3 separate regions of the Homo sapiens genome follow, and regions 2 and 3 are each linked to region 1. A link is a loop called in an ENCODE intact Hi-C map of the cell type or tissue named here. Cell type or tissue: prostate gland. All regions are shown on one strand.

The links. Hi-C counts contacts between places; a loop is a spot of excess contacts. Peaks named below come from ENCODE experiments on the same cell type or tissue, not always from the same donor. Only the 100,000 strongest peaks of a DNase experiment are listed, where the experiment ranks them.
Region 2: a loop joins it to region 1, with 2.6 times the contacts of the local background. A loop is called at or near these places in 3 of 110 quality-filtered maps.
Region 3: it touches region 1 in a loop (2.2-fold over the local background); 2 of 110 quality-filtered maps call a loop at or near these places.

What each region holds. Positions count from the first base shown.
Region 1 is chr15:25,673,932-25,676,431 of GRCh38, forward strand. It overlaps a transcript of ATP10A not described here. Among named protein-coding and RNA genes, the nearest start is that of LINC02250, 96 kb to the left of the region's middle. RefSeq lists an enhancer at 1-192. In prostate gland, no CTCF peak of the experiment used is centred here; a DNase peak (open chromatin) is centred at 1,220; H3K27ac peaks cover 1,707 bases.
Region 2 is chr15:25,738,468-25,740,967 of GRCh38, forward strand. All of the region lies in intron 2 of ATP10A (ATPase phospholipid transporting 10A (putative)), which reads right to left. It also overlaps the pseudogene RNA5SP390. Among named protein-coding and RNA genes, the nearest start is that of MIR4715, 110 kb to the right of the region's middle. In prostate gland, a CTCF peak has its summit at 1,564 (motif pointing right); no DNase peak of the experiment used is centred here.
Region 3 is chr15:25,837,703-25,840,202 of GRCh38, forward strand. The region is part of intron 1 of ATP10A (ATPase phospholipid transporting 10A (putative)); the gene reads right to left. Among named protein-coding and RNA genes, the nearest start is that of MIR4715, 9.9 kb to the right of the region's middle. RefSeq lists enhancers at 1-119, 120-619. In prostate gland, no CTCF peak of the experiment used is centred here; a DNase peak (open chromatin) is centred at 1,348.

The DNA.
Region 1 (2,500 bases):
GCAGTGATGGGCATTCACCTAGTGGATATTTCCCGGCTCCAGCTGTGCTGTGTTTGGGCCACGGAGTGTGATGGGAGACAAGGAGGTTGCGTGTCCCTGGACAGTTACCGCTGTTACACTGATGAAAAGAACGTGATGGCAAGCCTTGGTGTGTGTCCCCAGCCTGGGACGCTCTCCATCAAAGTGCATGTGGGCATGAGTTGCATGGTGCCCTGACGCCCCTGCAGGGTTGGAGGGCAAAGAAGAAGCTCACCCAGGTCCCCTCAGGCTTGCTGGGTGATGAGGCAGAGCCACCCATGCACCGTGGGGTCAGGGCTCTGGAAGTGTTTTCCAAACAGAATAACCATGGCAGCCTCTTGTACCCCAAAGGCCTGAGAGTGAGTCTTCATCACAGGCCTTGAGCTTGGACAAAGGAGATTCAGGATGAGAAAGACGCTTGGCACTACCTGTCTACACACCTCTGCTGTCTTCCCAGCGTAGGGACTGCTGTTGATAATAAATGACGTCTGGTTAACTCAGACGGCCCAGCTAGTCAGGATCCCCTTCTTTGTTTTATTTAGTGATTGTGTCCCTGGCCAGGCCTCTTTAAAATTCACGGCTTCGGGAATAATAAATAAATAAAAAGAAACTTCACAGCTTCATTCTGAAGGCATAGATGGGTCAGCCCTGGCTGTCCAGAACATTTTTGCATTTCTCTCTGGATTATTTGCTGGACAGCTGGTCTGTCTTACATTATTTATTATTTTTTTGTCATTTAACTTTGAGATGCAAAGTTAACATCTGTAAAACTAAAAAGATAGCCTTTTCTAAAATAATTAAATTATGAGCTAGGAAATACCACTTTCTGCAGTAAAGCACGAATCTGCCTGTGGCATTAGAGAAGGCAGCTGTGCTGAAAGCTGGAAGGGAAATGGGAGGACAGCCCGGGGCCTGGGGCCTCCCCAGTCTCACCTGGGTTGCTGTCGCCCTCCAGCCAGAGAGGCTGGGAAAAGGTGAAAAGCAGACAGGTTTGCAGTTCAGGGAACAACCTGGGCTTTGTGTGCCATTTTAAACAAGAACTGAGGATGCTGAAAATTCCTCATTAGGAAGAAAACCTTAAGAGCCGGCCGAAGTCTGCCCTGGCTGGATGGCTGTGGGTGTGCGCACGCTGCTCGGGGAATTTTGGAAGCCGCGGATGGTCTCCCGGCAAAGTTGGAGGCACATCGTGTACTGGTTGGGCCTGAGCCTGGGCCTGGCTCAGAAGGTGTTGGTTTGTGCCATCCCAAGTCTGAGCCATGTCGTACACTTTCCAGCGAAGGCCTCCAGCTGTGGTTTGATTAATGAGGACCAGAGAACAGCAGTACCATTCTAAGCGTCCTGTAAGCACTCTTGTCACTTCTGTTGTTCCAAAACACTTGCCCCAGGTTAGGTATAAACTAAGGTCAAGTAGTTCGAAAGTATTTTAGTGCTTTTAAATACAAACATGAGAAGGGATTCATTCAGTAAGACACCAGGTTGACGTTGTGTGAGAACAGGCTAGGTTGAGATAAAAAAGGAGTTGCAACAGGAAGATCCTCTGGGTGGGGATCTCAGGGCCCGTGTAACAGCAGCCACACCACTGAGAGGCCCTGGAGATGGCTTCCCTTCTGAGTGAGATGAACCCCAGGGGCTGGGAGGGAGGGAGCAACCAGGCTGTCTTCCCCAGAGCTTGCTCAGACCACCAAAGGCCATCATTTCATTAAAGAAAAACAAGGTCAGGCGGCGCTGGCTTACACCTGTAACCCCAGCACTTTGGGACGCTAAGGCAGGCAGATTGCTTGAGCCTCGGAGTTTGAGACCAGCCTGGCCAACACGGCGAAAGCCCATCTATACAAAAAATACAAAAATTAGCCGGGCATGGTGGCAGGTGCCTATAGTCCCAGCTACTTGGGAGGCTAAGGCAGGAGGACCCTGTGGGCCCGGGAGGTAGAGGCTGCAGTGAGCTGTGATCACACCCCTGCACTCCAGCCTGGGCAACAGAATGAGACCCCGTTGGAAAGGAAAGGGGAAGGGGAGGGGAAAGGGGAGGGAGAGGAGGAGGGGAAAGGAAGGGACCAAAAAGCTGGTGGTGACAAAGTTGATTTTGTGATCCACAAATGTGCCCTCACCCTGAGTGTGGGAAGCTCCCCTGGACATGGGCTCTGCAGCAGTGGCAGGGTGAACACTTATGAAAGTCTTCATGCCTTCGAGGTAACAGGTCCAAACAGGTGCATTTTCAGTAGAGATGCGAGGAAAGCAGGAGGAGGGCAAAGCTGAGTCCCGGCCCCTTACCGAAGGCACAGATACGATGAGGGCAGGTGCCTCCTGGCCAATGAGTCAGGGAGCCGGGACCCTCTCTGTGCTCACTCCTCTCCCAGGTCTCTCTCCCTGCTCCTCTCTGCACTTTGCACCTCTCCCCGCGCCTCCCTGGCCTTGCTTGGCTTGGGCCACTTCCATGTGCAGGGGAGAAGCTCTGCTTGTAGTTACATCCAAGCACTTGCAG
Region 2 (2,500 bases), 65 kb after region 1:
AACTCTGTGTTATGCATATTTTGCCATGATAAAAAATTTCATTTACTGCCATGCCACCCTGAATGCATCCAATCTTGACTGATCTTGGAAGCTAAGCAGGGTCAGTACTTGGATGGGAGACACAATTTAAACATTTTTAAGTGGATATAAACCAACTCTGAGAATTGACTGAGAAGAAATGAAATAATCATCAAGTTGAACATAGACCAGAAATCTGGCACCTTTCAGTACAAGTACATAAAGTCTCCCTCGCCAGTAATTCGTGAGGGCACTGCCATTCTGATCGTCATCACCATCAACATAATTACAAGTTTGGGGAGGCTTGCCAAATGCCAGGCATTGTGCTAAGTGCCCTACAATTATCAGGCAACCCTGCTAGAAAGTCAGTTTTTGCACCACCTTCAACTTAGGATCTTTAAGTATCGTGCCCAAGGTCACAGTGGTCTTGGAGTGACAGACTGGAGCTTTCTTGGCCTCTGAGCTATCAGCTCAACCATCAATACCTGCAGAGACAATCTGGCATTAACAGAAAAAGATTGTACAAGTAAGCCAGAAAATGTGTAACAGATTCTATAGAAACGTCCCCCAAAATTTAAATTGCTTTTTATTTTTTATTTTTGAGACAGAGTTCTGCTCCTGTCATCCAGGCTGGAGTGCAGTGGCGGGATTTTGGCTCACTGCAACCTCCACCTTCTGGGTTCAAGCGATTCTCCTGCCTCAACCTCCCAAGTAGCTGGGATTACAGGCGTGAGCCACTGCACTCGGCCTTAATTGCTTTTTAAAGTTCTAAGTTTCCAAAATTTAAGTTTTAGTATTTTGAAAACATGCTTCAGCTCAACATACCTTAATCTGATCATAGATACCCTCTTTCCATCTTCAGCAATGCCTGTGGATGTGGGCTTACCAGAGCCCACTCAAAAACAGAGTAAAAAATCAGGAGCGAGCCCGGGGACTTAGTGCTAGTTCTTCTGATTAATAAATATGAGACTTTTGGCAAGTGAAGAGAGGGCATTTGGACTCGGATCTCCGGGGTCTCTGTTGCCCTATAAGTCCACAATCCTGTAGGATGCAGAGATGGTTCCAATGAATCCCTGTGCTTGGGATGACAGACTCACTATTGCAGAAACAGCATCACCTGCAAAAGTGCTGCCCACACATGCCAGCCTCAAGCTGAAGCACTGCCCTCTGCATCTCTGCTGCAGCACCCCAGCATCTCAGACAAAAGGAAGCAGACACCGTGAAGGGTTCGCCCACTGCAGAGCAACATGTTCAAATAAATATCTCACCGGCAAGAAAGAAAGTGCTCACAGTTTCTGTTGTTGTCTTACAGATATTTCTGAAACTTCTTTGGGCAAAGTGATTTGACCTGACTAGGTGGAAAGAAAGAGGCAGGACAGTGGTGCAACAGAGAGCCCTCCAGCCCTGCCCCTGAACTTGCGTTTCTGCTAGAGACCGCAGCAGCAGGTGCTCCAGGGATGCCCAGAGCCCTGCGGCATGCTTCTGTTTCCTCCTGATGCCTGGGACCTCCTCCTGGTAGAACAGCTGTGTCCCCTCTTCAACCACATGGGGGAGGCGTGTGTCTAATTCAGCAGTGCCCAGATTGCTACTTGAATGAATGGTTTGATTCACAGGGGAGATTCTGTTACCAACCTTGTATTTCACATTTGTATTAAGTGAATTGCTACTAAGTACTCAACAAAAGCAAATACAGATGTCCTCCATCTTGAAACAGCAGTGATGTTGGAAAGGGCATTTACAGTCCATTAAAGAGGATACTGTTATTTTTTTTCTATCATAAAAAAACTAAAGTAAAGAGGTTCATATTGCTTCAGCCATTGGGTGAGCACACAGCACAGGTGCACACTTGGGTCATCTGCAGGTCTGCTGCCAGCAGGGACCCTGCCTAACGCTCCAGGTGGAAATCTGTGAGTGAGGCCACCTGTCTGGGTCTCTGGATGATGTGGGCAGAGAGAACCCTGGTGAGAGAATGCACAGAGAGCAGGGGCCAGCACCTGCCAGCCAGGCAGGGCCACCGCCTGCACCAGCAAGAAGACGTGGAAAACACACACACTCCCGTCTTCTGCATCTGGATCCCGTTCTGAAAACGCCCTTTGCATTTCCCTTCATGATACTCCCAGGTCACAAGGAGGGTGAGGTCCCCCTGGTTCACTTCCAGCCTTGACATCACGCCTGGACATGGTCCTCGAAGGCTCTCAGTGACAAACACAACACCTCTGTCTACCTGGCTTTGGTCTCGCCACCTGCTATGGGCCTGTTTGTCCCTGGACTGAATGATCCCCGTCTGATCACAGAAGTTTTCCACCTTAACAAAGCCTTGGAGACAGCTGCTGCCCTACAGAATGCAATCCTCATCCCGTGCAACAGCAAAGCTCTGCTCAGGGTCACTGCGCTGACCTCCTCGGCTACCATCCCTCCCAGCACCCATTCCTGCCACGCAGGGAACCCTGAGGAAGCCCAAACCTTTCTGCATGGCTTCCTC
Region 3 (2,500 bases), 160 kb after region 1:
TCCACAAACAGCAAACTGCCCGAAAGGCACCTTCCTGCTTTGCGCTGGCTGGCAGGGTCCTGGGAAACAGCTCGAGGGCATGGGGAAGGCTCTGGGCTAACGGAAGGGGAAACTGCTCAGGAGCACGTGGCAGGCTCAGGTGGAAGGGGAGCCAGGCAGTGGGGAAGACGGGTGGGGAGGGGGAACTGGTGACAGTGCTCTTGGAAGGAAGGTATGCTGGAGCCTCTCACTGCCCCTTGGCAGTGTGGAGGATGGAAGAGGGACAGCTGAGCTGCCAGGGCTCCGGGCCATGGAGCTAGTTTGCACAGATTAATGTACAAGATTCACTGTTTTAGTAAAACTAGGGCATCCTGGGATTTCAACTTTAATACATTTCATTAAACATGAACCAGCATCCAACGTGTAGAGCAATGATGATGAAAGGTATGAAAGTCCATACCCTGTCTGGATGGCACTTGTTTGACCCAATTTGAACATAACAGAAACTGTGATGCTTTGATGTTTCAATCAAATGTGAAGCCAACACACTCAAAAAAGTGCTTATTACTCAGAAATAAGAGCCTAAGAGGCCTAACACTTTGGAATATACTGCCCATCTCACCCAGGTGACTTGCCTGCACCTGGCACGCTAGGTGTCTGCCCAACCCTTAGATTCCTTTAGGGAGATAGGAGTGAAAGCCCTGGAGCTGTCCATTCCAAGTGCCTTGTCTATGCCCAGCAAGGTGACAGTGACACCTTCACATCCCCAGCAAAGCCACCCTTGGCAACCTCCCTAACCACACTGTTAATATGAAAGCCTAAGGGGCCTCTCCCACCATAGAATTACAACCTCAGGGCTTGGCTGGGAGCTGAGGTGTCGCCCTTTAATCTCCATCCTAGAATCATATTTTAGTAATCCAGCAACGGAGTGTTATTACTCAAGTGCAGATGAAGTTTTGATTTTCTGCATCTTTAAACTCACTATGCAACAGAGTCCCTCGGGGCTTTTTAAGAGAAGCAGCCCTTTGAGAGTTGTGGCGCTTGATGATAATATCGCATGTGGCACTTCCTTAGTACTTATTTCCCCTGAGAAAATGGGGAAAGGACGGGCTTTACTCCAGGGTACTACTGCAATGTTAGAAGCAGCCTTTCTTTATGGTGAGCGAGCAGTGTGTTTGCAGAAGCATTTCCTATTGAGAGCTTCCTTGTCTTCCCATATAACTGCAAGACACCTGCCCCGAGTTCACTGTAAACTTGTCTGGTGGAGCAATGCGTCTAACCACAAGCTGGGTCATTCAGGAATATCCCATAGCAGTATAGTATTTATTTCTCTTTGGTGTCCATTTCTCATAACTGTGTTACAAAGGCGTGTTTACCTAGGTGACAGCAATGACTTAACAGCGGGCTTGTATCCAATACCCATTCTGTTTAGAAGACACTGGCTACACCTTAGCTCCAGTTTAAACTCCAGTGTCACAGGTGAAGGGCTGTGATATTCCCAGGATCAAGGCTGGGATAATATGTAACTCCAGCGTATGTGCGTCGGCGCATCCCTGCCAACTGTAATTATCCAAATTGCTCATAACTACAAGAACAAGTACATTAAAATAAAGTACTTTTGGTATTTCCAGGAGTTAATGTAATCTCATCTTCCAGAGCATTTTATGTACCCTTTATAACTAGACAGCCAAGTCTCCTTAGAGGCCAGGTCTGGGGGAAAAAAAGCAACATTCTCCCACTCTCCCTCAAGTTACTCATAAATCTTAATGCTTATCTCCGTACCCGTGAGAGATGCCGTTGACCAAGATCTTCATCTCTGCTGGAAAGAGGGTAAATCTACACTAGCCCTCCTTAGCAAGGCGGCAGGCTCGTCCTCTCTCCCGCTCTGCAGAGCATGCTGGGTCCTGAAAACCTCACATTCCCACCACTGGGCACTCCGTTGGCAGGAGCCCCACCTGGGCAACATGTGTACTGGGCACACCAAATTTCCATGTCTTCTTCTTATGCTGACTCCTTACCATTAATAACTCAATGGTCATATTTTAAGCTTTTTATTTCGGAATAATTACAGATTCATAGGAAGTTGCAAAGAAATGTACAGGGAGGTCCCATGCACCCTTCACCCAGCCTCCCCTAAGGCCACCATGCCCCAAAACCAGAGGACAAAATCAAAACCGGGAAATTGGCATTGGTACAGCCGACAAAGCTTATTCAGATTTCTCTAGCTTTAAGTGCATTCGTGTGCGTGTGTGTGCGCATGTGCATCTGTGCAGTTTCTCAACCACAACCGAAATAGTACCCACACACAATCAAGATGGCGCCAATGGGACAAGACCCCTCATGCTACCTCTCTGGGGCCACGTTCACCCCCTCCTGCATCCCTAACCCCTGGCAAACACTAACTTGTCCCTCATCCCCCTAAGAATGTTATTTCACAAATGTTCTATAAATGGGATCACGCAGCATATATCCTTTTGAAATTAGGTTTTCCTAACTTTTATTTTAGGTTTGGGGGTTTGTT